Linked DNA regions of Homo sapiens: region 1 is linked to region 2. Evidence: chromatin contacts called from ENCODE Hi-C or POLR2A ChIA-PET data. All regions are on one chromosome and are shown on one strand. Each heading gives the region's core, a stretch centred on a gene start or an enhancer-like site at or near the end of the contact. The rest is flanking DNA. Distances are from core to core; before and after follow the strand shown. Region 1 holds the start of HMSD (histocompatibility minor serpin domain containing). Region 2 holds the start of SERPINB10 (serpin family B member 10).

The links. A loop is a pair of places that touch in the nucleus more often than their neighbours do. ChIA-PET counts read pairs that join two places held with the same protein, here RNA polymerase II (POLR2A). Pooled maps may share reads with other maps.
Region 1: a map with no recorded cell type shows a loop between it and region 2 (4-fold over the local background). The contact joins the promoter of HMSD here to the promoter of SERPINB10 in region 2. A Hi-C loop is called at or near these places in 11 of 168 maps with a recorded cell type or tissue (A673, CD14-positive monocyte, Caco-2 and 5 more), 37 of 37 single-sample maps with no recorded cell type and 15 of 50 pooled maps. POLR2A ChIA-PET finds 5 or more read pairs at or near these places in 4 of 52 experiments (GM12878, IMR-90, MCF 10A and 1 more).

Annotation. Positions count from the first base shown.
Region 1 is chr18:63,947,988-63,950,687 of GRCh38, forward strand. It overlaps HMSD (histocompatibility minor serpin domain containing), which reads left to right and starts at 1,314. Exons shown (of 4, transcript NM_001123366.2): 1 at 1,314-1,413. RefSeq lists a silencer at 1,152-1,381.
Region 2 is chr18:63,906,515-63,909,214 of GRCh38, forward strand. SERPINB10 (serpin family B member 10) reads left to right here and starts at 1,444. Exons shown (of 8, transcript NM_005024.3): 1 at 1,444-1,526.

The sequences.
Region 1 (2,700 bases), core at 64-2,563, 41 kb after region 2:
AATATCTTTCATTAGTATAGATGCAAAATCCTGAACAACATATTCACAAATGAAATCAAACTATGTGTAAAATAGTTGGATTATACATTGTGACTAAGTAAGATTGATTGCAGGTGTACAAGACTAATTCAACATTTGAAAATCAAAGGAATCCGTCATATCAACAGGTAAAAAACAGAAAAAATCCTCAAAAAATTGCTAGCAACTCCAATTCAACAACACATTAAACAGATCACTCACCACGATCAAGTGAGATTCACCCGGGTATGCAAGTATGATTCAATATACACAAATCAATAAATGCGATACATTGCATTAAAAGAACCAACAACAAAAACTGCACGATCATTTCAATAGATGCCGAAAATGTATTCAGTAAAATCCTACATCTCTTTATGATAAAAATCCTTAACACATTGGGTATAGAAGGAATATACCTCAAAACAATAAAAACCAAAATGAAAAACCCACTGCTAATATCATACTGAACAGGGAAAAATTGAAAACCTTTCCTATAAGATCTGCAACAAGACAAGGATGCCCAGTTTCACCCCCTTTATTCAGTATCTGACTGGAAGTCCTGGCCGGGGCAATTAGGCAAGAAAAAGAAACAAAGGACACCCAAACTGGAAAGAAAGATGTAAAATTAGCTTTGCTCACCAATGGTATAATCTTATAATCGGAAAAACCAAAAGACTCCCCTCAAAAACTACTAGAACTAATAAATGAATCAGTAAAGTTGCAGAATACAAAATGGATATAAAATATCCGTAAGATGTCTATACATCTACAGTGAACAGTCTGAAAAAGAAATCAAGAAAGAAATCCCACTTACAATAGCTATAAGAAATATGATGTATAAAATACCTAGTAATCAATTTAATTAAAAAAGTGAAAGACTTCTACAAGGACAACTATAAAACACTGATGAGAAAAACGTGAAGAACACACACAGAAAATGGACACATATTCATGCTCATAGGTTGGAATAATTAATGTTAAAAGTACAATGCTACCCAAACAATTTACAGATTGAATGCAATCCCTGTCAAAATACCAATGTCATTCTTCACAGAAATAGAAAAAAAAAAAAACCCTATAATTTGTATGGAACCACGAAAAACCCCAAATAGCCAAAGCGCATTATCGCTTCTTGACTGAAAACTCCCGGACAGTTGGGGCTTTTTCCTGCACAGAGATTGGCCACTTCCTGCACATCAGGAGATCCCCGCGGCCTGCGGGACCCGCCCCGCCCTCCTGCCCAGGCGCCCGCTAGGTGGTGCCTGGCTGGGCCCGACTCCGCCCGCCTCCCCATTCACTGGGAACTAACACCCGGCGCCGCTCAGACATCTCTATTCCCGCCTCTCCGACCCGGTCTCACTTCGCTCCTGGGCAGCTGCGCGGAGAACTGGGGTAGGTGTTTGACTTTGGGAGTGGTTCCCACACGCTGGATTCTCGTTACCTGCTCTTGAGCCCAGGAAAAGGGCGGGAACCTACGAAAGGGAAGCCCAGTGAAGTGCTCAGCGCACCTGTTGCTCCAGACCTTTCCCTGGGGCTGTCCTTCTTTACTCGGTCTCTGGCGGGGGCTCCCTAAGGGCAGGGACTTGGCTGCACTTGGCTGTGTGCCCTATGGGTCCAGGCGCGGGGAGGGGAGGCCAGGGCGAATGGGCGCGGAGCTGGGGGGTGAAAGTCCTGCCTGGGCTCCACTCATCCTGCAGGAGCTGGAAGTAGGTACAATGAGGCCTCCCACCCTGGTGAAGTTTATGTTGGGCGCTGGAAGGGGCTGTGAGGCCTGGGACCTCCAGGAAAAACAACAGCAGCAGTATTTATTTGTCGGTACCGAAACTCGTATGCTCTCAGTATTCAGAATTTGTACTTGACATTCCTCCTCCTTTAAAAGAAACCAGGAGAGGCGTTGATAGTATGTTTTTGGACTGGAAAAAAATCAAAATGAGGACGATACTGTTGCCAGAAAGCAAAAGTGTTGGGATAGTGTAAAAAGAAAGTAACCAATTTACAGAGATTCCCAGTAGACAAGTTGTGAGAATTTGCTCAAGAACAAAAACCAGTATGTGTTAATTGAAATACATGTTACAACAAAGCCAAGAAAGAGTCCTTTAGTAAATTCAGATAAAACAAGTAAAATGGGCCAGGCGCGGTGGCTCACGCTTGTAATCCCAGCACTTTGGGAGGCTGAGGGGGGCGGATCACGAGGTCAGGAGTTCGAGACCCAGCCTGGCCAATATGGTGAAACCCAGTCTCTACTAAAAATACAAAAATTAGCCGGGTGTCGTGACATGGGCCTGTAGTCCCAGCTACTCAGGAGGCTGAGGCAGAAGAATCGCTTGAACCTGGGAGGCAGAGGTTGCAGTGAGCCAAGATTGCACCACTGCACTCCAGCCTGAGGGACAAAGCGAGACTCTCTCTCAAAAAAAAAAAAAAAAAAAAAAAAAAATGTAAGATGAGTTTAAAGGAGGCAGGAAATAATTTCAATAATGTTTACAAGAAATGCTGTGTGATGATTCATATACGACTGCTGTGTAGGAATAGTGACTATAGGCACCTAGGTTGACAGGCACAGTGGTTACAAAAACCAACCTGAAGGCCTAAATATTAAACCAGGAGACTTTGAAAGCCAACTTGTGGATAGAACTCTGTGTTACGCAAATCAGATGCACGAGAACCTCAAATAGTATTTCA
Region 2 (2,700 bases), core at 194-2,693:
TAATCAAGAAGTGAGGAAGAAATCTGGAGAAGGTTTTGAGGGAAAAAATGAATAAAACTTAATCTTTGACTTTAGGGAAGATGAAACCATTTGTTGCATAAATCCGCAAAATCTACATTGATGCCTTTACTATAACATAAGCAACACAAGCAAGTTTTCATGCTGGGTGGTGTTGCAGCCCAAGTCACTGTGGTGGACTGCTGTCAGTCAAGGCGAGCAGTCCTTCTATCTGGAGGCTCCATATGATGCTTTTTCTAATAGCAGTCCTGGAGGCATCCTTGGATAATCATATCTGCTCAGTGCAAAGTTGGGCAGGCATCATGGAACTTTCTAGCACACATCTCATTCCCTAGTGAAATCCAGAGTACCACTTTGCTCTGGGTTCCATATCAACATTCAAATATTAAAGTCTGAGCCATCTTGCCAGAAAATAAGTATGCCTCTGTGAAGAGAAAAACAGGAACTACGTGAGAAAAATATATAAAATAGTTTATAAATAGAGAGGCTCCTTCTTTGTCTTAATCCCTCCTGGAGATGTCTTCCTGTTCCAATCCCTCTCCCCATGACCCTCCCCGCCTTCCTCCATACACATGCAAATGAAACAAATGGCCTGTTATTTTTCTTTTGTAATAAATAAGGAGTGAAAAAGCATTCCTTGGGAAAAATAAAAGAGAACCAGAAAATGATGAACTAACATCCGACCCAATAATGGTGTCTAAAATTTTGATCCAAAACCCTTGTCCCTGCTAGTGGGGAAAACAGACATCCCAGTCATTCAAGTGATGCTCTGGGTTCTACACCAATGCTCTAAATGAGAACAGAAAATCTTCCGGGGTGCCTTTCACATAGTATCTGAGAGCCATTTTTAACAGGCTTACAATAAAGGCCAGGCATGATGGGTTGTGCCTGAAATCCCAGCACTTTGAGAGGCCAGAGGTGGGAGGATCACTTGAGCCCAGGAGCTAGAAGCTGCTGGGAAATATTATTGCACCACTGCCCTTCAGTCTGGGTGACAGAGTGAGACCCTATTTCTAGAAAAAACAAAACAGACACAACACAAATTAATAATTCAGTAATATTTTCAGTTTCATTGATCATTATTATTCCACTAATTTGAAGCTTTCTATTTGTGTTTTATAAAAAAAATACTACCTGGGAAAACCATGCCAAATATTCTCTGTTGGCAGACTAGAGAAAGGATTAAGCAAAAAAAGGATGAGTTACAATTTGTCAGAATCCAGGTCTCTCATGTGTACAGAGATGGAAAATGTGAGTAACTAAACAACTCAGGCAAACCCTTAACTGTCTCTTTCTGTCTTTTTATTGAGACTTCTGACAAAAATAAGCCTGAAAGAAAGAGTATACATGCTTGTGAAACTGAATCAAAGGGTGGAGCTAAGAACAGGGAGGTGCTAAAATTTTTTTTTTTTTTTTAATTTCTTCAGTTGAAAGTTTCTCAACTCTTCAGCCACAATCTCTTACTACAGGAGCAAATTGCCAATTCTGCTCCAGTGGGAGAAAACAAGGTATTGTAAATATTTCTTTGGTTAATGATTTTATTTATGTTTTTCTTCTTGGTTGAAGTGCCCAGCTAGGTAACAAATAATGAAGACCCCTTCCCCCAAAAAAGTCCAGAAATAATAGATAAGGCCCAATCCCTTAAGAATTTGTCTGTATAAGTCAGAGAGTAACCTGAGCTGGTTTGAAGTTTGTACTAGAAAAAGGGATATGGGAGAAAGAACATTCATTCCCAAAAAAAGTTAGAGAAATTGTTTTTCTAGGAATTGTGGAGTGGAATTTGCTCCTTGTTTTACTGGGAATTGTGAAATCATCAGTGGAGTTTCCTCCAGTCACATTTATGTATCTGTCAACATAGGCAGAGATAAATAAAATATTCTCTCAGGACGGTTGAGCCAAAACCCTTCAACTCTTTAGGAAATGTGAGCTTGGCACCCTGAATTTGGATCCTATTCATTAATATATGGAATTCATGGTTTGACTCTTTAACTGTTACCCCCACAAACCCAAAACCCCACTCTCCTCTCCTGGCCACCATTTCATGGGCCATTAGCTTTCTTCTCTTCTGTGGAATAATAAATGTTCCTAATCCCCCACATCATACTAGGTGCTCTTCATAAACCACCCCAAACTATTACCTGTTTCTAAAAAAGGCCTTAGGTGAATAGAGAGGTGCTGGGGATTGGGGAAGCTGTCATTCTCTGATATGCACAACTCCATGAGGAGGTAATATTATCAGTATCATCAGAAAGGCAAGAGGCCCTTGGGAGTGTCTCATGGAAAACGGGACAAGAATCCTCCCCACTCTCCAGATCTTCTTTCTCCTCCTGATGGTTCTCCATCATGTAATCTCTCTCTTTAGCCACTAAAATCTTAAACACAATGAGATACAATGGCAAGAGCAACTGTATTCACAGTCAAGATAACACAGTTGCAGTTTTGACTCTGCTGTGCATCCTTTGCTCAATCAACCTCTCTCAGCTTCAGTTTCTTAGCAGACAAAATGGGGGAGCTGGGTTAGGGAGATTCTAAGGGTCTTTCCAACACTGATGTGCTAGGGGCATGCGATGATGAAATGTCTATGATGAGACATTTTGATGAATGACACTATCCTTTTCTTGCTTTCTTAATTCTCTTTGGCTTCTCCTCTGAGCCTGTCTACAGGTTAAGCTCATAGATGAT